Linked DNA regions of Homo sapiens: regions 1, 2 and 4 are each linked to region 3. A link is a loop called in an ENCODE intact Hi-C map of the cell type or tissue named here. Cell type or tissue: MCF 10A. All regions are shown on one strand. Each heading gives the region's core, and the rest is flanking DNA. Links, peaks and the distances in the headings are about the cores only.

The links. A loop is a pair of places that touch in the nucleus more often than their neighbours do. Peaks named below come from ENCODE experiments on the same cell type or tissue, not always from the same donor. Only the 100,000 strongest peaks of a DNase experiment are listed, where the experiment ranks them.
Region 1: a loop joins it to region 3, with 12 times the contacts of the local background. A loop is called at or near these places in 41 of 110 quality-filtered maps.
Region 2: it touches region 3 in a loop (9-fold over the local background); 18 of 110 quality-filtered maps call a loop at or near these places.
Region 4: a loop joins it to region 3, with 6 times the contacts of the local background. A loop is called at or near these places in 3 of 110 quality-filtered maps.

The regions. Positions count from the first base shown.
Region 1 is chr1:227,755,919-227,763,641 of GRCh38, reverse strand. It overlaps SNAP47 (synaptosome associated protein 47), which reads right to left. Exons shown (of 5, transcript NM_053052.4): 3 at 4,157-4,647. Among named protein-coding and RNA genes, the nearest start is that of SNAP47, 24 kb to the right of the region's middle. RefSeq lists enhancers at 681-770, 1,091-1,240, 1,424-2,174, 5,243-5,302, 7,102-7,191 and 1 more. In MCF 10A, for the core only: a CTCF peak has its summit at 1,039 (motif pointing left); DNase peaks (open chromatin) are centred at 1,031 and 4,091.
Region 2 is chr1:227,724,745-227,732,467 of GRCh38, reverse strand. It overlaps JMJD4 (jumonji domain containing 4), which reads left to right. Exons shown (of 6, transcript NM_023007.3): 6 at 1-1,277. The coding sequence ends at 76. It also overlaps a transcript of SNAP47 not described here. Among named protein-coding and RNA genes, the nearest start is that of JMJD4, 6.7 kb to the left of the region's middle. RefSeq lists enhancers at 2,098-2,147, 3,961-4,566 and a silencer at 3,948-4,287. In MCF 10A, for the core only: a CTCF peak has its summit at 1,950; DNase peaks (open chromatin) are centred at 1,937, 3,947 and 4,257.
Region 3 is chr1:227,477,640-227,485,362 of GRCh38, reverse strand. No RefSeq gene overlaps it. Among named protein-coding and RNA genes, the nearest start is that of ZNF678, 82 kb to the left of the region's middle. In MCF 10A, for the core only: a CTCF peak has its summit at 3,635; a DNase peak (open chromatin) is centred at 3,632.
Region 4 is chr1:228,099,436-228,106,452 of GRCh38, reverse strand. It overlaps C1orf35 (chromosome 1 open reading frame 35), which reads left to right and starts at 3,128. Exons shown (of 8, transcript NM_024319.4): 1 at 3,128-3,319; 2 at 3,404-3,554; 3 at 3,765-3,810; 4 at 3,893-3,975; 5 at 4,071-4,143; 6 at 4,288-4,373; 7 at 4,980-5,114; 8 at 5,199-5,722. The coding sequence starts at 3,226. The coding sequence ends at 5,322. RefSeq lists enhancers at 2,201-2,920, 2,921-3,641, 3,642-4,361, 4,362-5,082, 6,193-6,432 and silencers at 3,364-3,633, 3,794-3,963, 4,214-4,293. In MCF 10A, for the core only: a CTCF peak has its summit at 4,023 (motif pointing right); DNase peaks (open chromatin) are centred at 3,032 and 3,992.

The DNA of each region.
Region 1 (7,723 bases), core at 1,021-6,020, 280 kb before region 3:
GATAGGCTCCAGGCCAGCTGATGCAGTACCCCCAGGCTCCCCAGTCAGCCCAACCCGAGCCCGCGGTGCCACAGCAGGCTCCTGGGTGCTTCAGCTCCAGTGGGAACTTCCCTGCCTCAAAAGACGCCTGGCACTAACGAACTGCAGAGACAACCTCAGCCACCCCAATGCTCTGGTCCTTTACTAACTGCCCACTGCATCCGCCTGCCTCCTGCCCTGTCCTGCTGCTGGTGCTGCTGTGCAGACAGACACACGGCCCGGGGAAGCAGAGGTACAGGCAAGGCTGTCATCAGGGAGCTGGAAGCCCAGGCAGGCCTTACCCCCAAGACAGGCAGTGAGTGACAAAGAAAAATCTCAGTGATCAAACAGCCTTCAAATACGCTGTGCACAGCAGGGTAGAGGCTCACGCCTGAAATCCCAGCACTCTGGGAGGCTGAGGTGAGAGGATCACTTGAGCCCAGGAGTTCAAGACCAGCCTAGGCAACACGGCAAGACCCCATAATTAAAAAAAAAAAAAATTAGCTGGGCATGGTGATATGTGCCTATAGTCCCAGCTACTTGAGAGGCCAAGGCAGGAGGATGTCTTGGGCCCAGGAGATTGAAGTTACAGTGAGCTATGATTGCACCTCTGCACTCCAGCCTGGATGACAGGGCAAGGCCCTGTCTCTAAAAGAAAAAAATAAATAAAAAGAAAAAGAAAATACTGTGCATGTCCCTTGGTAGGATGTGTGGGAAGGAAACCTCACCCTGTGGCCTTCCTCCCAAACCACAGCCCAGGCCGACTGCAAGAAAATCTGAGACAGAGGCTGCTGTGCAAGCCCTGGCCCAGCCTCCAGAAGGCTGTCAGAAGCCACAGGGCCCAGAGACATGTGAGGAGGGTGATTGTGCGGTCCTGGGTGCTCCTCAACGCAAGGACGAGTGTCTAGAATAAAATAAAACGTGCACTTGGCACGCAGCCCTGCAGAGGTCTCTGGAAAGGCTCCCCGCCCCGGGTGTCCCTCCCTGACAAGCGCCCATCCGGTGTCGCGAGGCTGCCACCCTGTGGCCACACGTGCACCAGCGCTCGTCCCAGAGGCAGGGATTTCTGAGACATCCGTCATGGTTTCCACCTCCAGGGAGCCCACAGTTTCCAGCTGAGAGCAGTAAACACAGGGAAGCTGGCACAGAGTCCCTGTGCCTACGCATGGACAACAGCAGCAGGCGGCAGGCAGAGGCAAGGCCTCAGAGCCACAAGTGCCCCACAGACTACTGAGCTCCCATCAAACGGGGCGCCGCCTTCTTGCTAACATAGCACCAGGCAGGGCACCACACGCTCCAACCCCTGCATGGAGCCTCTTCAAGAACACCCTCTGGAGGCACAGCTGCCCCCATGAGACCAGCACTTACCTGGACAGGCCAGGTTGCCCATGGGGGTGAAAGTGAGCACGGAAAGGTGGCACAACAGTCCCCCACAGGAGCAACAGTCCATCTCACACATGCAGCAGGTCCCTGTGGGACTGTGTGCTGTGTGTGCCACATGGCAAGATGGCTGCCCCAGGTACTCAAAACACCACGGGCCGGGTGCAGCTGTGCAAGTGAAAAGACGGTGCTCGCTGTGGCTACAACCCACACTCAGGTGACCTGAACTAAGGGGGCCCTCCTAGCCGAGCAGGGAGGGTGACGCCATCAGTCCTGAATCCTGAATGCACGTTGAGGCCCCCAGAAAAGGTGATAGCCCTCTGACCTCAAACGGCACAGATTGCAGGAACCCACTTACAAACACCAGCCTGCGGAACACAGGAGTGCTCGCCACCACGGTGCAGCCAGGTCGGCAACATGGCAGGGCCACTAAACACACTGAGTGCTTCTCTACTGGGACCCTGGAGAGCAGTCCTGAACTCCACAGAATGTCACAAACTTCCTGCCTGACGCCACACATACCCAGGGACCCCTCTTCAGTCCCCACACCACCAGTCCACAGCACGTCACATACCTCCTCCCTGAAGCCACGTGCAGGAGTACGCCTGTACCATTTACCTTGAATGTGGGTGAAGACCTCTGCTTCCTATGCTTCTGTAGCCTGTCTCCCACTAGGACACTCGGGTTCAGGCCTGCACTTTAGTGACAGCAGCTCATGGTGACCTTTGATCTCATCTTGATCAATGGATTTCATTACATTTCACACCACATGCTCCATTCCATAGGGGTCAATGCCTCTCTTTGCAACCCCTGACTTTAAGACATATACAGAAAGGTGGTAGGTTTTCTGTGATTCAACTACGTGCTGCATATCTAAGGTGTGCACCTTTCATTTTTAGGGTGTGTATTCAGCCCTGGGGCTCATGGGACTCAATCTATTATTATGTGTATTTCTTTCCGAAACTTGAAGCCATCTGGAATAGCAAGCAAAACATTTTCATGTTAGAGAAACAGGTTATAGGAACTGAAATCTTTCTCTTAAGAGAAAAATTAGAGAAACCGAAAGGGTAGCAAATATCTCTTACTTTTAACAGACACCTGGCATTTAAAATCCTGAAGAATACAGCTTTACATGCTGTACGTATAGACACGCATTATAGTGTGGACGTACATGTCACATACATGCACAATACATAGGCATTGATACACATGTGTACATATGTATACATGCATGCGTATTAGCTATAATGCTAATATTAGAAAATGGAGTCTTTTATGACATTCAGATTTCTTAATCAGAGCTCGAAGACAAACTGCAGGGGAAAATCGGTGGATTTTACCATGGCAAGATAAAAGATTTCTGTAAGGGAGGAAGAGACTCTAGAGGAAGTGGCTATAGCCTCTAAAGCCAGCCAAGGCTGATGGACTAGGATAGTAGGAAAGTCGTGCACATCTGTGGGGGAAGAAAGCACATGAGGAAAGAAGAAAACAGAACAGGCCATCCATAGAGCAAAACCTGCAGGGCCAAAACAAATACAACGCATCAGAGGCCCCACCTCCTAACCAAGGAAAGGGTAAAGGCAAGAATAACACCAAGAGGCCACCAGCCTCCCATCAGACGGGCAGGACCATGGCGGCTCCTAGCACATAAGCCTCGGTCCTGTGCTAGGGAGGAGGTAGGCCAAACGTGGTGGACGTGCCAAGACCCAGGGTGTCTGCCCCTCAGCCCGGCCCCCAGGACAGGCCAGCTGAGCATTCACAATCTACAATGGAGTCTGCGGGAAGGTACCATGGCCACTCCACACACATCTGAGAATGCCACAAACACACAGAACCACGCTGCACAGTTCTCCAACACACAGATCCCTAATAGCATGTTTGGGCGCCAGGCTAGGAAAACCTAGATTAAATGCCCAGGGAAACAAGAGTGGGCAAAGTAGGGGTGATGGGAATGGCCCCACCAGGGGAAGTGGAGATGGTGCCAGTAACAATCCTGAGGTGCTGGTTCCCACATCAAAATGAGGGGAGATGACAGAGACAACAGCAGGAGCTTCCTTTTGCTCTGATGCACTCATTCTGAAAGCCCTTTCTGTGTCGTAGCAGGTTCTGCATCACCATAACTGAGCACCTGAGACTGGGTAATTTACGAAGAACAGACCTTTAGTCAACTGACAGTTCTGTGGGCTGGGAAGTCCAAGGGCATGCCCTGGCTTCCACCAAGGGCTCTCGTGTTGTGGCAGAGACACTCAAGGGGGAAGCGGACACAGGCAAAGAGACAGAATCAGAGGGGCATCCTGCCTCCTAACAACCCACTCTTGGGAACTAATGCATTCCCAGAATTCATCCAGGCTTCCCAGAGGGAGCACTCACTCACTACCATGAGAACATCACTGAGCCACCCAGAGGGCAGAGTCCTTGTGACCAAACACCTCCCAGCCCTGCCACACTGGCGACCAAATTTCCACATGAGCTTTGGTGAGGATAAACTGTATCCAAAGCATGGTACCAACCGCTTTGGAATTCACGCACCTATCAAGTGTACAGTTAACTCTCAGTGATTTCAGATTCACAGATGTCAAGTACAAGGAAAATGGTCTGGAATTGTTTTTATGTATAAACAAACGAGCTGTCTCTAGCAAGCTGGAGGCCAGCAGCTGCTCTAGGTGACGCATCTGTTAGGCATTTCCCACAGGCGTGCTGAGTCTGCCTGTAATTTTAGAAGTCTGTGCACGCGCTCACTGCCTTGTCGGTCACTAACCTGCATGCCAGACTGAGCAGCTCTTCTCTGCGGGGGAAGAGGTTCTTGCGCTTCTGAGCACCAATGCATCTTCTAACAGCTCCATCTTCTTGCTGAACTGCACTTCTAAAATGGGGATAACCTCTGGCATCTTGGCAGATATCAAACGATAGGCCATGTCTGGCTTTCCAATAAACCGCTGGCGGATGCTAATTTCGTAAGGTGAGTGGACCTTGATGTCGTCCACGTCTTCTCTTTCAAACCTGTGCATGAGCAAAGAACTGGAGTCATGTATTTCCAACCCAGACACAAGGACGGTGAGCCTCCCTGGTTTAACGTGAGACTCTGTTCTGTGGGAAATAACAGCAGGAATTTTTATCAGTATCCCTTCTTTCCCAAAGGGTTCACAACTGGTCATGGAGACATCTTCCCTGGGCTTTGTTTCCGGTGGTGTCTTCCAAAGCTTGGAGCTAAAGGGCCACCAAGCAGGAGATTCCAGTTCTGTCAGCAATCTGAAAAAGCAAACAAAACATGGAAAACTGGATCAGTTCATTTTTAAGGAGTAATACCTTTTTTTTTGGAAAACGGTTTTAACCTTTGTAAAGCATGTTGCCATTTTACTCTACTTCATTTCCACAAGCACTCCATGAAGCAGGAGGCACAGGGACTTTTATCTCCAGTGTGAGAAGAGAAAGCTGGGGGCCAGCAGTGAGAACATTCATCTAGATGCAAAGCCAACCAGCAAAAAGACAGCAAAAATGCACACCTTCTGCCTAGAATATCACTCTGCCCACACCCTGCTGCCTTGATCTGGGTCATCTTGATTCAAAATGAAACCTGTACTTACTGTCTAGGGAGCTATCTAACAGACCTTTCTGCAGTGATGGAATGTTCTACGTCTGCGCTGTCCATACTGTAGCAGGCACACGTGACAACTGAAGCTCTGCCTAGCAGGCCCCTTCCCCCAGCCTCAGCCAGACTCAGCATTAGATGCTTCCCCACCACCCACACTCTCAACACCCACTCTCGTCCGCATGCTCCAGATTCCTGTTGGTGCCGACTGCACCTCCTCCTCAGAGTACACTCTGCACCCTGTCTTTCAGCCTCTGCTGGGATTGGAGTCTAGTTGAGCATCTACAGGTGTGGGGACAGAAGCTGAGGAGAACCCGGCACGTCTTGCAGGATGAATCTCCCTAGACTGGGAGGAAGGGCTACCTCTACTGGCCAGGAAGTTTCTGTGGCCTTCAGGGACTCAGCGTCCCCAGCTTCTGCAGACTGCAGCCATGCGTCTACACTGGGGTTCTCAGGGTCCCATTCCTTCTCGGTCATGCCCTCAATGTCACAGCAGATGCCATGCACAGTTAGAATTCAGCCATCTGCAGCAGGAGACTCCAGATTCTGTTTTCACAAAGCTCTGTCCTGCAGCTACAGGAGCTAAGGGCTTCCCTTGGGGCAGATCCAGAAACGTCCAGGCTGTTCCTGGAGCACCCTGAGCTCATTTGTTTCTTTCCCCATGCTGCCCAGCAGGGTGACTGCGTCAGTCAGGTTCTCCAGAGAACAGAATCAGTGGGTATGCTGGGGGGAGAGAAGGAGGGGCTTATTTGAAGGAATGGCTGCCATGGTTGTGGCACTGCACCTAAGCTAACTGCCATGGGCCAGCCTATTAGAATTATTAGCAAGATTACATGGGGAAAATCATGGCTACTTTCACTAACTTCCAGTTGAATGTGGCATTTCCTTCCATCCTGACTGTAGACAGCTTCAGTATTAGTTGAACCTTTGACTGTCACCAACAGAAGTCTCATCACATTAGTTATTGCAGATCTCAATATATCACATTAACCCCTGCTTTAAAATAACTGCAGTTACTAGACCTGCCGTTGGCTTCAGTATCCCATACATCAATGGGAAGACATTATATGACCTCAGCAAGAGTTTACAGTACACATCCTGCATTTCTTATAGGCCATTCTTAGTCAAGATTATGTATCATTATCCAAATTAAAACAAAAGGTGCACAGTTTGCTGACTGGCGTTTGGGATTTTGATGAAGGTAGATGAGTGAGCACTCCGTGGCTTCCTTGCCCTGACTTATCTCTAAGTGACTGTAAGATTTTTGATGCAGTAGATGGATGTGAAATGTCAAAATGGTGCCCTGTGCTGGCTGCACCCAAGATGGTCTGTTTTAGTTGCCAAGAGCCACACTCACACGTTTTCTTTTACAGTGATGACTTTAGGTTTTCTTTTACAGTGATGACTCCTAGCCCTATAGTGAAGCTCTAGGGATGAACGTGGAGACTTCTGGTTCCAAAATCATGCCATAGACACAAGCTGGCTCCACTCCTTCAGCTGAAAACCAGAAACAAAGGCACAGCACCAGCAATATCCCAGAACTCAAATGTGAGAATGGGATGGCCCCTGGAGCCACAGAGAAAGGAACAATTCCTAGAGAGACTAAGGGAATTGAACTTCCACATCTGAGACGTCCCTCATCTGGAGAAAGTTCCCCTGACTCACAGTCTCTAACCTGGAAAAAGTGAGATCGAGGTGAACAACCTGCTTCCCTGCCTCTTGGGCTCCCTGGCAGGAGGCCTGCTCCCACCTCAACCCATGGGAAGCACTGCCAAGGGAGAAACGTCCCTGAGCACAGCCAGAAACAGTGGGGCATGGCAGGACCAGGACGCTCAGCCCTGGGTGCTGTGCACGGTAACTTGGCCTAAGCAGACACCTAGAGCTGCTGTTGGGCAGCAACACGCCATGGGAGGTGCAATCCCCAGGACCCCAGGCAAAAGTCCCTCGCCAGCCTCTCCACATGATTGGGACATCCCCTCCAAGATCTACCCCATTTCAGACAGGCAGCACCCTAACTGTTTGCTGGAAATACACGTGGGCAGAGCCACCACCATCGGGGCACTGCTGAGGATGGTAGGATGCTTCTGAGCAGGCAGAAGGACAGGCAGGAGCCTGATCTAAATGGCCGGGGCCGGGTCCAGAAATATTCTGTGTATCAAAGTGGCACCTGGTCACGCACAGGGGATTTTCTTAAAGGTGACTAATTTGCAAATTAGATCTTAAAGGAAACTGATATTGACAAAGAAAGAAGAAAAATCATACTCATACCTAGGAATCTCAAAACTGAAAGGGGACTGAAGGTCCTCTGGGCTGGGGTCCAATGTGAGTCGCGTTACACAATCCAAAAGAGATGAGAGACGCACTGCTCATGTGACAACTTACTAGGCTTTCAACAACTGTATATAGTCAGAAGTGTTGCTTTTATTAAGCCAAATTTTCTTTCCTATTACTTTACCACTGTTGATTTAAAAAGCCACACTCTGTAATATATTTTAAGAGATTTATTCTGAGCCAAATGTGAGGACCATGACCAGTGACACAGCCTCAGGAGGTCCTGCGAACATGTGCCCAAGGTAGTTGGGTTACAGCTTGGGTTTATATGTTTTAGTGGGACATAAGACATCAATCAATGCATTGGTTCAGTCTGGAAAGACAGGACAACGCAAAGCAGATGCTTACATGTTACAGGTAGATTCAAAGATTTTCTGATTGGCAATTGGTTAAAAGATTGGTTAA
Region 2 (7,723 bases), core at 1,840-6,839, 250 kb before region 3:
CAGCGCGTTCTCACCACAGCCCAAAGAGCTGCTGCAGCAGCTGAGAGAGGCTGTTGATGCTGCTGCGGCCCCATAGCACCTGTCGTGAGGATAGAAGGACGGGTGGAAGAGAGGCAGCCTCCTGCTCCGGGGCCCTTCCAGAAATAAAGACCGCCCTCCCTGTGACCTGGGGCCCACCCCTGTCGAGGCTTGTGGCCTGGCTGTTCATGGCCACTGCCTGGGTGCCTGTTTTCAGGTGAGGCCCAATGAGGTCAGGGACCCAAGATGGGATGTGGCCCTTCTGACCTGCAGCAGGCCTGCTGGGAGCTCGGAGATGGTGCCAGGACCTGGCTCTTTTGGGGGCCCTGCCTCCTTAGGCCAGGACGCCTGAGCTGACAGGAGTCTGTGTCTGGTGTGCCTTCTCTGGTGGCTCCTCTTAATAGGCCAGCCCTGTCCCCTCGTCTCAGGCCATTGGACCACCCCTGGCTCTGCCCTGTGGGTTCAGGGAGGGGTTGGAGCAGTGCTGGGCAAGCTCACCAGGGCCTCCAGGCAGGGCTGGGGTTGGCCTCCATCACCTCCAGGTGATGGGCTGTGGAACCAGCGGCCTGCGCCTTCCTCTGGGTACCCAGAGTGGAGGGCTGGGTTGGGCTGGCCTTTGCCACCTCCCTGCCTTTGCAGGGCCTGTGGACAGCTGGAGAGGCCACAGATGGGGTGGAATCCCATCTGCTGCTGAATCCTCACCTGGGCCTGAGGGACTGTGCCTGCTGTGCACTCACAGCTGGGTCTTCCCAAGGATGCTGTTCTCAGGAGTGGTGGGTCCCCAGCCCCTCTTCACACTGGGTATGATGGAGGTGTGGGCGGGCTCGTCCAGGCCGATCAAGGCACAGCAGTGAGCAGCGGAGGCCTGTGGTGGGGAATGGACTCTCGTGGGATCCTCTTGCAGAGGATGCCCCAGGCCTGAACCCTCTAGTGGATCCACAGTTTGTGGAGACTGGCACTCTCCCAGCCCTGTCCTTGACCGAGAGTCCAGCATTTTTTCAGTTGGCCCCTGGTTGGCTGCCTCACCCCAGCAGGGGAGGAGGCATCCGAATCCACAGGGACGGCACGTGCCATGGCTATGCACATTGCCTGCCCGTGGCATCAACTGGGGCCGCTGGCACTTGTCTAGGATGGAAGCCCCCAAGAAGGGCAGGGGTTTCTGTCTGCTCTGTTCAGTGAATCATGTGAAGTGCTTGCAAAGGCAGCTTTACACAGTAGGTGCTTCATATGTGTCTGTCGAATGAATGCGCTCCAGCCAACAGCTTTCCAGGGACCTGTATGCTGGGCCCCCCTGCTAGCTCCCGGGGACCCCTGGTCTGTACGGGAATGCCCTGAGACATCCGGCCTCCTACAGATGGAGCTGGCGCTGCCCAAACCACGGGCAGCAAAGGTGCTTTGTCGGGGAGGAGGGGGAGGTAGCAAACATGCACGGCTGCAGCCTTGCCAGGACCAGGCCCAGGCTGAGTGTGGGCGTGGCTCACCCATTTAGCCCCTCCGGTAACCTCTGAGCTTGGGCCTCTTGGCACCCTGCCACACAGGCACACCTGAGGCCAAGAGTGGGGGTATGTGCCTCGGACACTGCCAGCAGGCAGCTGAGGTGACCTGTCCTTCAGCTTCTGTCATGATGAGGGCAGCACTGTGGACCCCAGGGCAGCCAGGGCCCAGTGCGAACTGGCAGCACAAGGTAGCACAGGTCGCAGCCCATTACCATCCAGGCTGCTTGGTCCTGCGCTCCTGAACTGTATGTGAAGACCCTCATGCTTCCGCAGTCAGGAGGCAGTGCACAGACGCTCCCGAGAGCCCTGCTAGCCTCAGTCACTTTTTCTTGGTTAAAGCAGGCATTGAGAATCTCAGGCTGGGGCTGTTACAGATGCAGCAAAAACAGCAAATGCCAGAAGCTCTGTGGGGGGAGATAGAGCCCTCCACAGGGCAACGGCTGAACTGCAGCCGGCATCGATGACTCCATAGTCAATGACCATGACTCCTTTTGCATACCTCACTCCAGATTGGCAAAAAAAAAAAAAATGCTGACACCAGGGCCAGGTGGGTTGTGGGGCAGCCGCTGTGCAGAGTGTGGCTAGACAGCAGTTTGAAGTGTCAGGCAGGATGCCCCTTTCCCAAGTATGCCGCCCTGGGATCCTGTCCGGGGTTGGGGAGGCATGCTGTCAGCACATGTGAGGGCCTTCGCAAAGGGAATTTCACCTCTGCAAGAGGCCTGACAGGCCACGTCTCCCTGGGAACCAACCTCCTGGGGTACGAGGTGAGGAGCTGCAGATGTGCGGTGGTTAGCCCCTGCCCTTTGCGTGTCATCCCTATCAAGTGTGAGAAAGGACAGGCAGGCTGCAGCTAACTAGTGTTCCTGAGGAAAGGGGTCAGAGAAACAATGCAGATGCTCAAGACCTAAGGCTACGTGGGAGCTGCACATAGATGGATATACTTGCAAGTGTGGGGACAATGGCTGTGCACCCCACCATGCCTGGGTGAGGGCGTGCAGTGGCCCAGATTCCTTGGGGAGTGGGACCTGTGGGCCCCCATAGGAAGGCTGGAAAAGTCAGGCCCTGCTGTCTGCACAGACTCTAGCCTGGGAGGACACAGAGTGAGGGAACATGATGGGGCCTAGGGGCTCCTCCAGCACGTGCCTGCCCTGCCCTGGGCTTGCAATTGTGATTGGCTGGAATCCATGGAGGTGGAGACAGGAGCCCCAGGTCAAGTTGTTGCTGGCTGTGGCAAAACCAGGCTCCCTGCATCCTGGGGGCTGTGGCCTCCGGAGAAGGTGCCTCCCCCAGGGACCAAGACCATCCTCATGCTTGTGCCTTTCCGCCTGCTGACCCAGCCGAAGGGGCAGCTCCTTGGCCAGCTACCCTGAAGCCCACATCCCAGGTCTGGGGCATCCCTGAGAGCCACATCCAAGGCCACATCCTTCCCTTTGCTCATCCATGCTCCAGAGTGTCAACCTCAGCCCTGTCCCCCATCCACCACTGTGGGTGGTTTTGGCAGGTGATTGTGCCAGCGTCCCACAGAACTGCAACTACCAGCTGCACCTTGGGTCCCCAGGCAGAAAGAAGGCAGGCCCTGGTTTCCAAGTCAGTGACTTGTTCCACTGGCCTAGAAGCCAAGGGTAGGGACCAAGATGTCCAGTGTCCTGTTGTCTGTACCCCCAAAGTCAGCAGCCCTGGAGGCAGGAACTCCAGGGACCTGGGCCTCTCACTCCTGCCTGGGGTCTGACCCCAGAAGTCCCCTTCCACAGGCCCCAGTTACCCTCCCACTGCAGGCTCTGACCTACAGGAAAACAGCTGGAGCTGGGCTCCTACCCTGTTCCTCTGGGAGAGCCAAACCCTGTCCTGAAGCTAGAGGAAAATCCACGGGCAGAATCCTGCAGACGCACACCCCAGATAGACCCCACCTGGGGCCCCACGCCCTAATCAGACCCCGCCTGGACCCCTCGCCCCACCTAGAGAGCCGCAGCTCGTGGATCCTGGCCTTCCTCTGCAGCCTGCCGCCCCCCTCCCCTGCGTGAAGGCACCAGAGTGTCCACCCCCGCGGCCCCACTCAGAGATGCGTGCCTGCTCCCATCGGAGGCCTTCGGCTCCGCGGCAGGGCCTGCCTGCTCCCGAGACCGTTCCCCTCGCCTCTCCTGTCGGGAATCGGGGTCTTGGGTATTACCTTCAAATCCGGCCATCTTCCCGCCACAGCGAAGGAGAATCAGACAGCCCGTGCCAGGGACGTGGGCCAGGTCCTCACTGCCCTTGCTTCTGGGACCCTGTGAGGGCAGGAACCGGAGCCTTGCCCTCATGACTTTGGTTGGGGGCAGTGCCAGGTGGGAGGTTTCCTGTCGGGCACTAGGTTGGGGCGGGAGGCGGGGCGGGGCCGGGAGGGACAGGCGGGGAGGGGGCGGGAGGCTGGATCGAGAGGGCAGGGGCGGGAGGAAGGAGGCGGGACCGGGGCGGGAGAGCCAGGTGGGGCGGGGCTGGGAGGGAGGCGGGGAGAGGACGGGATGGGAGGGGCAGGCGGGGCAGGCAGGGCGGGCGGCGGGGCCCAGGACGACCCTGGGGCTTCCCTGGCTTCAGGTCCCTTCTGAGCACAGCGGGGCCCGCCCCCCCCGCTCCGGTGGCAAGCACCGGCCCTGCAGCCCCAGCCAAGAAACCCAGTAACAACCCTTCCCTACCCTTGTGTTCCGGGCAGCGGGACGCCCAGGGTCCAGCGAACCCTGCAGGTGCAGGAGCAATGAGGCGAGCCTGGGAAAACCTCCTAGCCCGGAGGTGCCCGTTGACTCACCGCCTGTGGTTCCAGCAGGGACTCTGTGCGCCACAGACTGTACAACCCCAGGTCCTTGTTCTCCCAGCCCGGCAGGCTGCTGTCTGTTCAGAAGGAACTCCAGGCAACTTAAATATGTGGAATCAATCAGTGCACTTCAAACTTATGAAAAGGTCGAAGAAGAAATGAAAAGGGACATTAGAAAATACACTGAATGGCCGGGCGTGGTGGCTCAGGCCTATAATCCCAGCACTTTGGGAGGCCGAGGTGGGTGGATCACCTGAGGTCAGGAGTTCGAGATCAGCCTAACCAACACGATGAAACCCCCGTCTCTACTAAAAATAGAAAAGTTAGCCGGGCGTGGTAGCGCAGGCCTGTAATCCCAGCTACTTGGGAGGCTGAGGCAGGAGATTCGCTTGAACCTGGGAGGCGGAGGTTGCAGTGAGCCAAGACTGTGCCACTGCACTCCAGCCTGGGCAACGGAGTGAGACTGTCTCTAAAGAAAAAGAAAACGAGGAGGTCTGAGAAGTTCCCAGGTATGTGCAGTTATCTCTTCACGTCACCTCATGGGTCCCATGTGCAAACTGAGGGGGAGTTAGTATGAAACATGCATCGAAATTCAGGCCATGAAGTCAACAAGCTCATTCTGTGGAAATTCCGGCTGGCCATATTGGTTCCAATTGGTTTCAGGCAGTTTTTTCTTTTTTAAGAGACAGCCTCCCTCCATGTTGCCCAGGCTGGGGCACAGTGGCCTGGAACTCCTGGGCTCAAGCGACCCACCCACCTCAGCCTCCCTAACAGCTGGGACCACAGCATGCCCGACCACGCTAGACTTATTTTTACTTTTTGTAGGGACAGTGTCTCCCTGTTTTTTTCTCCCTCAATTTTTTTTCTTGATATCATAACATGGGGGAGTTTCAGGGTTTCAGCAAGTTGTTTATTTTCTTATGTGCCATCCTGCAAGCTCAAGAATTTCTGCTAGTCATTGGTCTTTGGTGTGAGGTTTTGAGACTATGTTTTCTGAAGAGGCCATATATGCAAAGTGACTCCCAAACACAGAAGGAACTGAGAAACCAAAGAATGAGGCAGACAAATCCAGTTTGTCACTTGGAGGTGATTTTTTGGGGAACTCACAGAAGCATGGTCTTGGGCAGCCACAAGACGGGTAGATCTCTGCACTGTTACCCCCTAGACTCAGGGCTTATATATTTTTGGGGAAAAAGTATATGTGTCCTGGAAGGAATGTGCAGGCAACTGAAATAGTGCTATGGGCATCACAGTTTATGATGTATGCTGTAGCATCGAGGGTTGTTTTGGAGGAATGGCGAGACTTACGGTAGATAGGTGTTTCTACATAGAGTACGACTTCAACTAGACATCTTGGAGGCACTCCCAGACTCATGCTTAGTTAGGCATCAGTGTGGCAGATTAGAATCTAAGAGGAGTGACTCTTGTCCCCATACTAAAGATGGAACATTTTTCAAAAAAGTACAAGAAGACAGAATCCAGCAACATATAGAAATAATTATCTTCCATGCCAAAGTTGGATTCCTCCCAATACAAGATTGGTTAACAGCCAAAAATCATTTAATATAATATGCCATATCAATACAATCATAAACAAAACCACATGACCATCTTAACAAATGCAGAAAATAAATTTGACAAAATCCAGCATCTTTATGATGAAAACATTCAACGAGATAAGAACAGGAGGGAATATGCTCAGACTGCTAAAGGGCACATGAAAACCCTGCAGTGGCTCACGCCTGTAATCCCAGTACTTTGGGAGGCCAAGATGGGTGGATCATTTGAGGTCAGGAGTTCGAGACCAGCCTGACCAACATGGTGAAACCCCATCTCTACTTAAAATACAAAATTAGCTGGACATGGTGGTACATGTCTGTAATCCCAGCTACTTGGGAGGCTGAGGCAGGAGAAACGCTTGAACCCGGGAGGCAGAGGTTGCAGTGAGCCAAGATTGTGCCATTGCACTCCAGCCCAGGCCACAAGAGTGAAACTCTGTCTCAAAAAAAAAAAAAAAAAAAAAAAGAAAAAGGAAAGAAAACCCTGCAGCTAACACCATGCTTCGTGGTGGAAGCCTGTATACTAATGTCCTAAGATCAGGAACAAGATATATACATCCACTCTAATGACATCTGTTTATCATTGTACTGGAGGTGCTAACCAGGACAATTTGGCAACAGAAATGAATAAAAGCCATCTAGATTGGAAAGGAAGAAGTACGATGATCTTTGTTCACAAATGATATGATCTTATATTTAGAAAAATGTAAGAAATTCACTAAAACATATTAGAATAAAGGAATTCAGCAAACTTAACAGATGCAAAAAATTGGTTATATTTTTGCACTTAAGAAATGAGCATTGAAAATGAAATTTAAAAAGCCTTCTATTTACAATAAACTCAAAAGCAAAATAATTAGAAATAACTTTAATGACAGACATGTAAACTGGAACACTGAAAACTGTATCTCAAGTGTGGTGCAAGGTCAGAGACAAGGAAGCCCATGGATATATGTGTCTTTCCACAATGTCAGGCTTTTATTGATTCTATTCAATCACAAAAGCCACAAGCTACATGGAGTTCCCGAGGAGGCAATTCTCCTTAGTAGTTCCCGTTCACTAGGTAGTCAGAGCCACAGGCACACAGGCTCAAGCCACTCCACAAGTCAGTAAATATTGCAAACACTACCTAATAGTATACTTAATATGTAAATGTTATAGATTAAACATTTGACAACAAAGTAACATTAACATCAAGAGAAGAGATAGGAGAAAATGTTAAAGAACCAGTTCGAGGAGAACTTAAATGAAGACAAAGAGAATCTTCTGGTCTGGGCCAGGCAGTCCATCAATCTTGCAAGAAAGAATCTTTGATGGGGCAGACAGAGGCTTTGGCAGCAGATGTCGAGTTCTTATTATGAGTGCCAGCAAGATGGTGTTAGTTAAGACAGCTGTTTTGAGCTGCTGATGGCCTGCTATTTTTATGACAACAGAGTCCACTGGTGAGAACTGATAGTGGATGAGTATGCTTGTTTATATCCTTATATGGTTGGATGCAGGCCTTTTTTTAAAATTTATTAAGCAAAATATCTTATCCTTGTTGTCAAAGTGTCCTAAGAAATGTAAAATGGAGTCTTTTTTCTAAGATGGGGTTACTTAAGTCAAGGGTGCTCTCTACACTACAATACATGGTTATCATCCTTGAGCCTTCTCTCCTTGGCTCTGAGGACTTTACCTTCTTGGGGAAAAAAGGGGATTGCATTCTTGGCCTTTATATTATTAGAGGTGGGCTCTGGGTAAGGTCTACACAACCAAATGAGTGTTCCTATTTCCATTTTTATGGATAGAAGCCTGAGGCCCACAAAGGGAGGAAATGATGATCCATATCCCAGAGGGCAGAATATCAGGCAACATTTCCCTCTACC
Region 3 (7,723 bases), core at 1,034-6,033:
TTCTCATCCCCTGACCCCCACTATTTTATTTTCTATGTCTATAAATTTGACTACTCTAGGTACTTCATATAAGTGGAAGCATACAGTATTTGCTTTTTTGTCTGACTTATTTTACTTAGCAAAATCTTCTCAAGGTTTGTTGTAGCATTTATCAAAATTTATTTTTAAGGTTGAATATAATATATCATTGTATGTATTGACTATATTTGCTTACCCATTCATCTATAGATGGACATTTTGGTGGTTTCTACACTTTGGCTATTGTGAGTGCTGCTATAAACATGGGTGTGCAAATATCTGTGCAAATTCCTGCTTTCAGTTCTTTTAGGTATATACCCAGAAGTAGAATTGCTAGATCATATGGTGATTACTGTTTTCCATAGTAGCTCTGCCATTTTACTTTCCCACCAGTAGTATGCAAGAGTTCTGACTTCTCCACATCTAGCATTTGCTGTTCTCTGGGTTTTTGTTGTTTGTTTTGGTTTGTTGTTGGTTGTTTTTTTTATGGTAGCTATACTTATATGTGTCAGTTGGTATTGCATTGTGCTTTTGATTTACATTGTTCTCATGATAATTGATGCTGAGCACCTCACCTGTGCTTACTGGTCATTTGTATATCTTCTTTAAAGAAATGTGTATTTTAAAACCTTTGCTCATTTTTAAATTTGATTTTGTTGTTGTTGTTGCTGAGGTCTTTATATAGCCTGGATATTAATTACTTATCAGATATATAATGTGTGGATATTTTCTCCCCCTCTGTGAATTGTATTTTCAATCTATTGATTGTATCTTCAGACACACAAAAGGTCTTAACTTTAATAAAGTTATTTTTATGTATTTTGTTGTTGTTGCCTGCACTTTCACTGTCATATCCAAGAAATTGTTGCCAGATTCTATGTTATGAAACTTTTTCCCTATGCTTTCTTCTAAGGGTTTTATAGTTTTAGCTCTTACAATTAGATGTTTGATCCATTTTTAATTGTTTTGTACATGGTGTAAAGTAAGGGTTCAACATCATTCTTTTCCATGTAAATATCCAGTTTTTCTAGCACTATTTAAAAAATACTGTCCTTTCTCATTGAATAGTTTTGGCTCCCTTGTTGAAAATTATGACCAATATTGCCTTGGTCTTTATGTCTGTCTCTATGCTGGTACAACATTTTTTGGGTACTGAAGCATTGTAGTAAGTTCAAAACCACGAGGCGTTAATCCTCTAACTTCATTTATTTTAATATAGATTGGGACTCTTGGGTTTTTTTGAGATTTCGTCTGAATTTTAGAATAGGTTTTTCTACTTTTGCAAATGTTGGGATTTTTAAAGGAATTTCATTGAATCTGTAGATGACTATAGATAACAATGACATCTTGACAAGGTTTTGTCTTCCAATCCATAAACACATAGTGTCTTTTCATTTGAGTCATCTTTAATATCTTTCTGCAATGTTTATAGTTTTCACTGTACAGGTTTTTCATTACCTTGGTTAAGTTGGTTTCTAAGTATTATTTTGATGGTATCATAAATGATATAGTTTATTGTTATTGTAGAAATACAAATGATTTTATGTATTAATTTTGTATCCTGCAGCTTTGTTGAATTTTATTTATTGCTTCTGACAGTTTCTTTCACAAAAACTATAGGATTTTTAATATACAAGTTTATATCATCTGCAAACAGATACTTTTACCTTTTCTTTTTAGTTGGAATTTTTTATTCTTTTTCTTGCCTTATTGCTCTAACTAGAATCTTCCATACTATGTTAAATAGAAGTGGTAAAAGCAGGCATCCTTGTTTTTGCTCTTAGGATAAAAGCTTTCACCATTATGTTAACCGTGTGTTTTTTTTTTTTAATGTATAACATGTTAAGGTCTTTCCTTTCTGTTTATAGTTTCTTGAGTATTTTTTATGAAAGTGGGTTAAATTTTGATAAATACTTTTTTCTGCTTTGGTTAAAATAATCACATTTTTCTTTACGTTTTTTTCTTTTCTTCTTTACGTTAATGTGATATTACATTGATTTTTATGTGTTGGAGCATACTTTTACTTCAGGAGTCAATTATACTCATTCATGTTGTATAATCCTTTTAATGTACTGCTAAATTTAAATTGCTAGTATTTTGTTGAGGATTTTCGCATCAGCATTTGTAAGTGATGTTTGTCTGTAGTTTTCTCGTGTTTGGTGTCTGGGTAATACTGGCCTCATAGAATGAGTTAGAAAATGTTACCTCCTCTTCAAATTTTTGAAAGAGTTTGAGAAAAACTGGTATTAATTCTGCTTTAAATGTTGGGTAGAATTCAACAGTGAAGCCATCTGGTCTAGGGCTTTTCTTTGTTGCTGGGTTTTTGGTTACTGATGCAATGTTCATACTGAATCTCCTTGATGAATAGGTTTATTAAGCTATTCTATTCCTGATTCTGTCTTAGTAGGTTTTTTGTTTCTAAAAATTTGTTCATTTTATTTAGGTTATTCAATTTTTTTGGTGTACAGTTGCTTATGGTACTCTCTTATATCCTTTTTCACTCTGTAAGTTTGGTATAACTCATTGAAGTTATAACTTCTCCAGTAGCCAATTATTTCAAAGGCCAGACATGTACTCCTTAAAAAATGACTAAAACTGACAGCTTGTAGAAAGCCATAAAAATCTTTATTGTACTGTGTTGTTCTGGTAATACACTTGTAAGATGCTTGCCAAAAATAAATACTGGAAAATACTTTTCAATTTCTCAAGCAGATTACTGCAACAGTAACACATCAAGACTTATTCATTAATAATGAAAAAATATGAATTGTTATACTGAATCTGGATAGAAAAACTAGGTAGTTTTATACCTATCTTCATTATCTGTACAATGTTACCTTTCAAAATATTTTTAAAGTGTTAACTTTATGGGAAAAAATGAGGTATTTGAAAACGGTTAGAAAGTTTAACAAAACCTTATAAACTCACATGTCTTTTACTGGGATATCCTTGAAGATCTGACAGTTTTCCACTTTGTACAGCTTGATCATGCATAATCTTGGAGGCAAAAAGAATGACTCCCAAGGAAATCCTTTTCCAGTTAGATGGACAAATGTCAATTTCAGCATAAGTCAAGATCCTTTCCAGGTAAATTTGCAAAGAGAGCACTGATGTTTTATTTTAGTTCAATTTAGCTGCTGTGATAAGAATGCATGAATGATAGATTACTTCTGTTTTTGGCCAGAAAATAAATGCCTTTTATTTTTATATTCTTCAGATTTTGCTTAGTCAGCCAAAGCAAGAGATCAAATCACAGTTGTAAGTCAGATGTCTCTGCCATCTACTCTGTCCTTAGAAATTTCCAGTCCAATTTTGATCACAGGAATGACTGGACATCTCAGCCAAGGGTATCATGAAGACAGAAGGAGTCATTACCTTCACACCCATAAAAGGCAGCACATGCATAGGCCCAGTGTGCATTAAAGTTGTTAAATGAATACTTCAGTGCCCACCTTGTGCAATGTGTTGCTATATCTAGTTTGCAGGTAGATAGGAATTTCACAGGTATGTCATGCTTGATTGTATAAAACCCAGGGGATACTGAGTACATTGCTATCTTCTCCTTTTCACAATAACTAATCCTTCTGTGGCGCTAGCTTGAACAGCTAGCCAAGAGAGCCTCCCAGTGGCTGCTGTGCAGAACAGCATGACACGTTCAGGTCTTTGGGGCCATAAGATGTTTCCATATTCAGTGCCTTGATAAGGAACACCCGCGTAGAGAAGGGCCCTTCTCACAGCCCCTAGTTTTCCTATCCCCACAATCACTTCATGAAAATTTATTTTCTGATTTGTTTTGTTTTGTCTTTAGAAGGAGTCTAGCTCTGTCTCCAGGCTGGAGTGCAGTGGTGCGATCTCAGCTCACTGCAACCTCTGCCTCCCAGGTTCAAGAGGTTCTCCTGCCTCAGCCTCCCGAGTAGCTGGGATTACAGGCATGTGCCACCATGCCCAGCTAATTTTTGTATTTTTAGCAGAGACATGGTTTCATCTTGTTGGCCAGGATGGCCTTGATCTCCTCACCTCGTGATCCACCCACCTCAGCCTCCCAAAGTGCTGGGATTACAGGCGTGAGCCACTGCACCCAGCTTATTTTCTGTCTTACATCATCTGCAACATTGTCAATTCTGTTGGCTTAAAGGCAGTAACAGCTGTCAGTCTCTGATCCTTGGGATTCCCTAAACTTGCCAAGCAGTTTGTGAGAAAATCTCATGAAGTATTTTACATCTATCAAACATCTACCTGCAAAGAATTTGGTAAAGTGAACAGTTGAGTAAAGGTTATGGAGGTAAGCCGTGAGGTGTTGTTACCTCAAAGGGTGCTCTGCAGAAGCATATGGTCTATATATCATTTGAACTATGTATCAAGACAAAAGGAAAACAGTTCATTTTATGAGAGCTTATTGTCTGAAGGTTATCAGATTGGCAGCTCAGATCTGACAACGTTCTCCAAACCCAACTGTGTTTTCAAAACAGTTCATTTTAAGAGTTTGTTTAGTATCTGAAAGTTAGGTTGGCAACTCAGATCCGGCAGTGTTCCCCAAACTCAACAGTGTTTTCAAAAACAAAATGGCTCTTGAACACAATGTATTCTTAGATTCTTCTCCCTTGCACCCAAACTCCACACTCTCAAGTATCCTAAGAATGAACCTCCTGCCCCAGGTTAATGTTCTATAGATATTAGAGAGCATTGAAACAGCACTGGCAAGCCCTCAACTGCCTGTTGCCTTTACTGCTAAGCTGGTAACCTGTGGACACTCATTGATACCACTTGCCTTCCTGGGTCAATGAGAGAGAGTTCCTTTTTCCCACTATGCCAACTCTCTTATCAGTGTGGTTGATCCTGTCCCACTTCCGCAGAACACTGTTCCCGCAATCACCTCTTTTTGAAGACTTTCCCTCTGCCCGAAATCTTCCCCAATATGACTGTGTTTCCTTTATTCTCATCCCACTCTCCAAAACTCCCCCAGAGATGTCCTCATTTGCTCACAGCATCATGCCCTGGTGCCCGCTTCTCACCTCCCATCTCTCCTTAACCAAACCCACCTGGCCCCTGCCACCATCACTTTCCAGAGACTCCTCATGCCAAGGTGCCCAACCTTCACATCTGCAAACCAGAGCTCTTCATCCCAATGCTCCACTCCCCAAGCCTTCCCTAATCTTGTACAGGGCATTTTTATTTTCCCCACTTGTGAGGCCAGATACATACATTTGAATTGGCTTGTTCCAATCTGTGTGCAACTCCTGCTATGTCTACTTTCACTGGTAGGCTGCATATTTTTGATTCTGTGCTGCCATTTTTCACTGCTCACCTGTATCATCCTAGTTGCTTCTTTTTATTATTATACTTTAAGTTCTGGGATACATGTGCAGAACGTGCAGGTTTGTTACATAGGTATACACGTGCCATGGTGGTTTGCTGCACCCGTCAACTTGTCATCTACATCAGGTATTTATCCTAATGCTATCCCTCCCCTAGCCCCCCACCCCATGACAGGCCCTGATGTGTGATGTTCCCCTCCCTGTGTCCATGTGATCTCATTGTTCAACTCCCACTTATGAGTGAGAACATGCGGTGTTTGGTTTTCTGTTCCTGTGTTAGTTTGCTGAGAATGATGGTTTCCACCTTCATCCATGTCCCTGCAAAGGATATGAAATCATCCCTTTTTATGGCTGCATAGTATTCCATGGTGTATATGTGCCACATTATCTTTATCCAGTCTATCATTGATGGGCATTTGGGTTGGTTCCAAGTCTTTGCTATTGTGAACAGTGCTGCAACAAACATGTGTGCATGTATCTTTATAGAATGATTTATAATCCTTTGGGTATATACCCAGTAATGGGATTTCTGGGTTCAAATGGTATTTCTGGTTCTGGATCCTTGAGGAATTGCCACACGGTCTTCCACAATGGTTGAACTAATTTGCACTCCCACCAACAGTGTAAAAGTGTTCCTATTTCTCCACATCCTCTCCAGCATCTGTTGTTTCCTGACCTTTTAACGATCACCATTCTAACTGCTATAAGATGGTATCTCATTGTGGTTTTGATTTGCATTTCTCTGATGGCCAGTGATGATGAGATTTTTTTTCATGTGTCTGTTGGCTGCATAAATGTCTTCTTTTGAGAAGTGTCCATATCCTTTGCCCACTTTTTGATGGGGATTTTTTCTTGTAAATTTGTTTAAGTTTTTGTAGATTCTGGATGTTAGCCCTTTGTCAGATGGATAGATTGCAAAAATTTTCTCCCATTCTGTAGGTTGCCTGTTCTCTCTGATGATAGTTTCTTTTGCTGTGCAGAAGCTCTTTAGTTTAATCAGATCCCATTTGTCAATTTTGGCTTTTTTTTGCCATTGCTTTTGGTGTTTTATCATGAAGTCTTTGCCCATGCCTATGCTGAATGGTATTGCCCAGGTTTTCTTCTAGGGTTTTTATGGTTTTAGGTCTTATGTTTAGGTCTTTAATCCACCTTGAGTTAAGTTTTGTATAAGGTGTAAGAAAGGGATCCAGTTTCAGTTTTCTGCATATGGCTAGCCAGTTTTCCCAACACCATTTATTAAATAGGGAATCTTTTCCCCATTGCTGGTTTTTGTCAGGTTTGTCAAAGATCAGATGATTGTAGATGTGTGGCATTATTTCTGAGGTCTCTGTTCTGTTCCTTTGGTCTATATCTCTGTTTTGGTACCAGTACCATGCTGTTTTGGTTACTGTAGCCTTGTAGTATTGTTTGAAGTCAGGTAGCATGATGCCTCCAGCTTCAATCTTTTTGCCTAGGATTGTCTTGGCTACATGGGCTCTTTTTGGTTCCATATGAAATTTAAAGTAGTTTTTTCTAATTCTGTGAAGAATGTCAATGGTATCTTGATGGGGATAACATTGAATCCATAAATTACTTGGGGCAGTATAGCAATTTTCATGATATTTATTCTTCCTATCCATGAGCGTGGAATGTTTTTCTATTTGTGTCCTCCCTTATTTCCTTGAGCAGTGGTTTGTCGTTCTCCTTGAAGAGGTCCTTCACATCCCTTGTAAGTTGGACTCCTAGGTATTTTATTCTCTTTGTAGCAATTGTAATTGGGAGTTCACTCATGATTTGGCTCTCTGTTTGTCTATTATTGGTGTATAGGAATGCTTGTAATTTTTGCACATTGATTTTGTATCCTGAGACTTTGCTGAAGTTGCTTGTCAACTTAAGGAGATTTTGGGCTGAGATGATGGGGTTTTCTAAATATACAATCATGTTATCTGCAAACAGAGATAATTTTACTTCCTCTCTTTCTATTTGAATACCCTTTATTTATTTCTCTTGCCTGATTGCCTTGGCCAGAACTTGCAATACTATGTGAAGGCATCCTTGTCTTGTGCCGATTTTCAAAGGGAATATGTTTCCAGCTTTTGCCCATTCGTATGATATTGGCCATGGATTTGTCATAAATAGTTATTATTTTGAGAAATGTTCCATCAATACCTAGTTTATTCAGAGTTTTTAGCATGAAGGGGTGTTGAATTTTATCAAAGGCCTTTTCTGCATCTATTGAGATAATCGTGGTTTTTGTCATCGGTTCTGTTTATGTGATGGATTACGTTTATTGATTTGCGTATGTTGAACCAGCCTTGTATCCCAGGGATGAAGCCAAATTGATCATGGTAAATAAGCTTTTTGATGTGCTGCTGGATTCGGTTTGCCAGTATATTATTGAGGATTTTTGC
Region 4 (7,017 bases), core at 2,018-7,017, 620 kb before region 3:
GGCACCAAGGTGACTGCCCTTCTGACAGCACAGTGGCCCTCAGGTTGGTTCCTAGGAGGGGCTGGGTGTTCTGGGACTCAGGCATCAACCTTGGTGGGGCAGTCCTAGGACCATCTGGACCACAGCCTGCAGCTCCCTGCCCTGGCCCTGCATTCCCAGGCTGCCCCAGGGAAGGTCCTGCCCTGGGAGGGTCCCCAGAGGAGCAGCCAGCCCTGGTTGTCCTTGACTCTTAATGGGGTCTGCAGAGCACTGCAGTTACACACAGCCCAGGGAGATCCACGGACCCTGCTTCATCTGTCCAGAGGCTGATTTAACTCAGGACCAGCTCCAGCTAATGTGCAGGCACCTTCCACACGCACAACAACCCAGGTTTTGGACAGCTCAGGGCCCAGACTGCTTCCTGTCCCTGTCCTGGGATGTTACTGGGTCCCACCTGGCAGGCTGTCTCTCTGACACCTGGAGTGCCCGACAAAGACTTCTTGCAGTGGTGTTCTGGGATTGCCAGGGAGGTGTGGGAGTGTGTTCTGTCATGCCCCTGTGATGACAGTGCTTATAACTGAGGAGCCTGGGCAGTGTCCCCACCTTGCAGGCCCATCCCTTGCCCCTTAAGCTTGTTCCTGGCCCTCTGCTCATCCCGCTGGCCTTCAGCTCTGCTGAGAAGAGCCTGCAAGGGATGTCCTCTGGCCCTGCCCCTGTCCTTGTGACCGAGCAGTGCCTGACCTCACGTGGATGGGCTGTGTGGCTGCCTGGGACTCTGCCTTGCAGGGTTACTTCCTGAGCAGCCTCCCTGGAGCCCCCGTCTCTGAAGTTGTGGCTCAATCCCTGTGGCATATAGAGCCAGCTGCCCGGCCACTCTGTGCACTCACTTGGCCCCCCCCCTCCACTACCCAGCCTCCTCCCACTATAGTGGGTTCCCCTGGGATCTCCACTGCCCCTCCACTCCCTGACCGCCACCCTCCTGGGTCCAGCTTCGCTGCTGTCACAGAGGACACCACTGTGACCAGTGCCCCCAGCTGGGCCTCCACCCAGCAGGCACAGGCCATGCAACCTCCACCCTGGTGACCCCTCCTCCTGTGGCCTACGGCTTGTCAGGCTAATGGGCTCAAAACTGACCAGGTCTTCCCCACAAACCTGGTCCTCATGTTGACAGGTGGCTGCTTCATCCTCACAGTTGCCCAGACCAGAGCCTCAGAGCCGTCCTGGACTCCTGCCCAATGTCCACCTGGCCCTGCTATCCCCTCTCCACCACACCTGACATCCAGTCAGTGGTCAGACTCCACAGCTGGGCCCTGCCCACATGGCCCAAGTCCACCCTGGCCTGGCAAGCTGCAATGGCACCCAGGAGATGATGCCCTACACCCCAGGGAGCCTTCCTGGGAGTCGGCCAGTCACCTTCTGTGTGCCTGGCTGTGGCCTGCTGCTCTGCCCTCGCCATGCACCTGCTCCATGATGAAAGCTCATGCAGTGCCTCATGAGGGAGATGGCAGCCAGTACTTGCTAAGTAGATAGATGAGCCAGACGTGTGGCTGTCTGCCAGCCTGCTCTAACAGCCTGACCCATGGACTGGGTCACTAAGAAACAGAAATTTCCCACAGGACAGTAGACCTGTATTTCATCCAGTTCAACCTGTGGCTGGAATTGCCCCAAAAGTGGTGGCAGTAGAGTTCCCACAAGGGAGTGCCCCACACCATCCTGAGATGGGGCTGGTTAGGATTCTACAGATTGAGCATGCCAGGGTGATTCGCCCAGAGCATTTATTCGTGGGGCTTTTGTACAGAGTGGGCTGCAGCAGTTCTTGCAATAGGCAGTGAGAGAAATGAAGTTCTCTCTAGGTATGTCCGTGGGGGAGGGGGTTGGTGAATGGAATTTATATGAGGGTTTGAGGAATCTGGCTCAGGCTGAGTCCAGTTTCTTTCTGTGTTTTGAGCAACAACCTAGTTACTGTCATCTGTGCCTGGGAACGTTCATGGCTATGGCTCGGGTTCAAGTCTGCAGAGGAAATTATACAGTTGGCGAAGTCACAGAGTGGCCAAGGGACTCTGTTTCTCAGTCAGCACTGGGAATGAAAGTGGAAAGGGGAAGCAGGGGTACGTCACAACCTCCAAAATCAGGGTGCCCAGCACGCTGAGGTTCTGGTAAGGGGTTTCTTCCAGACTGCAGACTTCCTTCCCGCTGCCTTCACACAGTAGAAAGCTGCACAAAGCTCTTGGGGTCCCTTTTATGAAGGCTCTGTCCTCATGACCTAGTCACCTCCGAAGCACCAACGCCTTGGGGTGAGGATTTCACATGGGAGTTAGGGTGCACATTCAGTTTAACACGGCAGGGATAGGACCAGTGCTCTGAGGGTGTCTGGGTAGCTGCTGGTTCATCCAGAAGTTTACTGGGTAATACTCAGAAATTCCACAAATCATTAAGGTCATTACCTTGTTAAGCTCCCGATATGGAATCGCGACTAGCAGTGACCAATTGGCGGTGTTAACTAGGCGCATCTTGTGTGTTTTCTTTTTTCTTTTTTTATGAGACAGGGTCCGCTCACTCGTTCAGGTTGGAGTGCAGTGGCGCGAAGTCCTGGGTTCGAGATCCTCCCGCCTCAGCCTCAAAGCGTTGGGGCTACAGGGGCGCGCGCGCGCCTGGCCCATTTTAACTTCTTATTTTTGAGACAGTCTCGCTCTGTCGCCCAGGCGGGAGTGCAGTGGCGCGATCTCGGCTCACTGCAACCTCTGCCTCCCGGCTCAAGTGATTCTCCTGCTTCAGCCTCCTGAGTAGCTGGAATTACAGGTGTGCACCACCACACCCGGCTAATTTTTGTATTTGAGTAGAGACCGGGTTTCACCATGTTGGACAGGCTAGTCTCGAACTCCCGACCTCAAGCGATCCGCCCGCCTCGGCCTCCCAACTTGCTGGGATTACAGGCGAGAGCCACTCCGCCCGGCCCCGTTTTAACCATTTTTAAACTTCCAGTTCAGAGGCGTTCCCGCGCCCGGCAGGGTAGGCGCAGTGCGCAGGCGCCCAAAGCCGACGTGGAGGTGATGCGCGGGAGCACAGATCCGGGGCAGTGCGCTGCGCAGAGGCGCGCGGCGAAGCCGAGTGGGCGCGGGAGTGACGTCACGGCGCGCGACGCGGAGGCGGGGTCGGGCCTGGGTCCGACGGTAGTGGGTAGCGGGTCTCGGGTTGCGGGTTGCAGGTTGCAAGCCGCAGGCCCCAGGCAACTGCCTTCCCGGCGCCATGTTCGGCTCCAGTCGTGGAGGCGTGCGCGGCGGGCAGGACCAGTTCAACTGGGAGGACGTGAAGACTGACAAGCAGCGGGAGAACTACCTGGGTGGGTGCGCGCGGTGGGCGGGCTCCGGGCTCCGGGCTCCGGGATCCCGGGCGGGCGCTGGACTCACAGCGTCTACGTCCGCAGGCAACTCGCTGATGGCGCCGGTAGGCCGCTGGCAGAAGGGCCGCGACCTCACCTGGTACGCCAAGGGCCGGGCGCCATGCGCGGGCCCGAGCCGCGAGGAGGAACTGGCAGCCGTGCGGGAGGCGGAGCGCGAGGCGCTGCTGGCCGCCCTGTGAGTGTCCGCGGACGGCAGCGGTCGGTGCCTGGGACGGCGCTGCCGGGGCAGGGTGGGGCCGGGGCCGGGGACTGGGGGTCGGGCTGGGCGGGAGCGGGGCTGCGGGGACTCGCGCGGGCGGGACCCTGAGGACGAAGGCTGGAGTGGTGAGGACCTGTGGTGGGAGGAGGTCCGTCCGTCCTGACGCCTGCCCCGGCCCTCTCGCAGTGGCTACAAGAACGTGAAGAAGCAGCCCACGGGCCTGAGCAAGGAGGTAACTCCCCGGGGTGGGGGGCGCGTGGAGGGCCGTGGGTGTGGGGCCGACTCGAGCGCTCCCTGTGCTCTCGCACCTGCAGGACTTCGCGGAGGTCTGCAAGCGGGAAGGAGGCGACCCCGAGGAGAAGGGCGTGGACCGGCTGCTGGGGCTGGGGAGCGCAAGGTGCGGGCGGGTTTCCAGGGGAGGGCAGCACTGGGCTCGATTGCTCGGGTGAGGCGGACCCCTGCCGTACTGTCTTCATCGCCATGTCCCTGCAGTGGCTCCGTGGGCCGCGTGGCGATGTCCCGAGAGGACAAGGAGGCCGCCAAACTGGGGCTGTCTGTGTTCACGGTAATCCCCCGCCCCGCCTGACCGCAGCAGGGGCTAACAGGGGTGGGGCGGGGCGGGGGCACTGAACGGAGCTCCCCGGGGCGCTGCGGGGCGTGGTGTGGGGCCGGCCCGCAGACTCCTCCGCAGAGCTCGCTTCTCCCGCAGCATCACCGCGTAGAGAGCGGCGGGCCCGGGACCTCGGCAGCCTCGGCCAGGAGGAAGCCGCGGGCGGAGGATCAGACGGAAAGCAGGTGAGGCTGTGCCACCTGGGCTAGCTGTGCCCCGGGGTGGGGGGTCTCGGGAGGACCGGAGCGGCTCCCACTCGGGCAGGTGGCAGCTTCTCTTGGCGCACCGGCCCGGCGGGTGGCCTGCCCTACTTTACTTCCTGTCCCAGTTACTCCTAGGTTTTTCTCTAGGGGAGTTTCTCGGGTCACCCTTGAAGAGAGGTCCTAAGTACTGGCAGTGGTCGGGCGCTGTGCCGTGGGAGGGCACTCAGGACCTGGGGCGGGGCCTTTTCCTGCCGTGGGTGGCACCTCCAGGGCTTCTCCTGGATGGTGAGCCTGGGCCTGACCCTAAGAGTGGCCTGGTGGGTGCAGGTAGGAAGGTGTCAACCTGCCAAGGGCACGGCTGGGGTGGGGCAGGGGCGTGCTGTGGAGATGGGGATATTGCATCTGTTTCTAACCCACGTAGCCACTGGCCACGTGACTACGTAACTGAGGAGTGGAATTTGTAGTTTGATTTAACTGATTTAAAGACGCACTTGTGGGTGGTGGCTTCATCTGGATGGGGCCTGCTTGTGTTCACTCTCTTGGCTTGCAAGACTAGGGTCTGAGGCACACCTTGTATCCTCCTTGTAGTTGTGAGAGCCACAGGAAAAGCAAGAAGGAGAAGAAGAAAAAGAAAAAGAGGAAACACAAGAAAGAGAAGAAGAAGAAAGACAAAGAGCACAGGCGGCCAGCTGAGGCCACCTCCTCTCCCACATCTCCTGAGAGGTATGCCCTGGTCCATATCTGCCTCTTGGGGGTGGGGGCCTGGTTGACTCCTTCCGAGTGACTGACTGCCATTGGTCTCCCCAGGCCCAGGCACCACCACCATGACTCCGACTCCAACTCCCCCTGCTGTAAGAGGAGGAAGCGGGGACACAGTGGGGACAGGAGGAGCCCGTCTCGCAGGTGGCATGACAGAGGCTCTGAGGCCTGATGGCTGGACCCTGCTCACTGCTGTTGTGGGACCCTGAACCCTCCCTTCACCTTGCTTGCCTCCTGCCTCGGAAGCTCCTTGGGTGTGGGTGAAGCCCGAGGCTGCTCCTGTGGAAGTGGCTCTGGGCACCAGCCTGTGGGGCTAAAGACTTGACAGCTAGCTCTGGAGCAGCCGGCTTCCTGGAAAACCTCCAGGTTTCGCATACCAGGGATGGCCCCTGGCTTGGCCTGCGAAGGTGAACCTGCCCAGATTTATCAGTAGAGGCTGGACTCCCTCTGTGTCCTGCCCATGGTTGCAGCAGCCATGGGCCTATGAGCGGTCTAACTGTGGCCAAGTATGGTGACCTCTATTTTTCTTTATATTGACTCTTTGTATTTCAATAAATATATTTTAAAAGGAAGGTATATCAAATTGGAAGGTCAGTATCAGGGGTTAATGAGATCCCACTGGAACGTCGGAGCTGGGGTCTGTCTCCCAGGAGTCTGAGACCTGGTGATTTTTTTTTTTTTTGAGTTTCACTTTTGTTGCCCAGGCCGGAGTGCAATGGTGTGATCTCAGTTCACTGCAACCTCCGCCTCGCGGGTTCAAGCGATTTTCCTGTCTCAACCTGAGTTGCTGGGATTACAGGCGCTGCCACTACGCCAGGCTAATTTTTGTTATTTCTTAGTAGAGACGAGGTCTCACCGTGTTGGCCAGGCTGGTCTTGAACTCCTGACCTCAGGTGATTCGCCCGCCTTGGCCTCCCAAAGTGCTGGGATTACAGGTGTGAGCCCCGGTGCCCATCTGATTCTTAATGTCCTGGGGGAATGTAGTCCTCCCATGTGTGCCCAGAGCCCCCACCAAAACCCAGGGAGGGCTGAGGCCCTGGAAGCAGGTGCTCAGCTGGCAATGTGGGAACCTGGGGCAGGGAGCCCTATCCCTGCGACAGGTGAGGTCAAAGACTGCAGTCTGTGGAGGCACAGCCTCAATTGGGTGTGGGGGTTGGGGAGCTCCTCCAACTGCCTGCTACCCCAACCCTCAGCTCCGCTTCTCCAGAGGCAGTGGGCTGGGTGTCCCTTCTGCCTGACCCTAAGAAGGATCAGGGCTGTTCAGGATGTGTGCGGCCACCAGGCTGCATGGCATAAAGACAGATGGCACCTGGGCTGCATCACAGTTCAATGCAGCGTTGCAGTGTTGGGATCAGAGGCATGAGCTCCCTCACCTGGCCTGTTTCTGATTTCAAGGGAAGTTATGCAGACCTTCCTCAGGGCCCTGGCCAAGGTGTAGCTTGTGGCTTTGACCTCTGCCCTCACCCTCGGGTGGCTACTGGAGTAGAGACTGTGCTGTCTTGGGTGCTGTCAAGGGGGATGAAGGTTGGGCCACCTAGCCAGGGCAGCCCTCTCTTTTGGGACTCTGCCCAACAGAAGGCAGACCTTAGACCTGCTGATGGCCCCATCCCAGAAACAGGTACCCCCAGACTGGCAGCCCCCTGCTGCATGGCATCTTGAGGAGAGGTGGGGGCTGTGCCCACTCAGGCAGGGACCATTCCCTGGTTGGCACAAAGCCCTATGTATGCTAGCAGTGGCCCTGCCCCATAGCCAGCTATACAAAGTGGGGTTCAGCAGCAGGCCGATGGAGGGAAGGACGGAGGCTGAGGTCTTCCATGGTGCCTGCTGACCCCTGCCCTGTATGGCCCAGGTCTCATTGGCTGGGCCC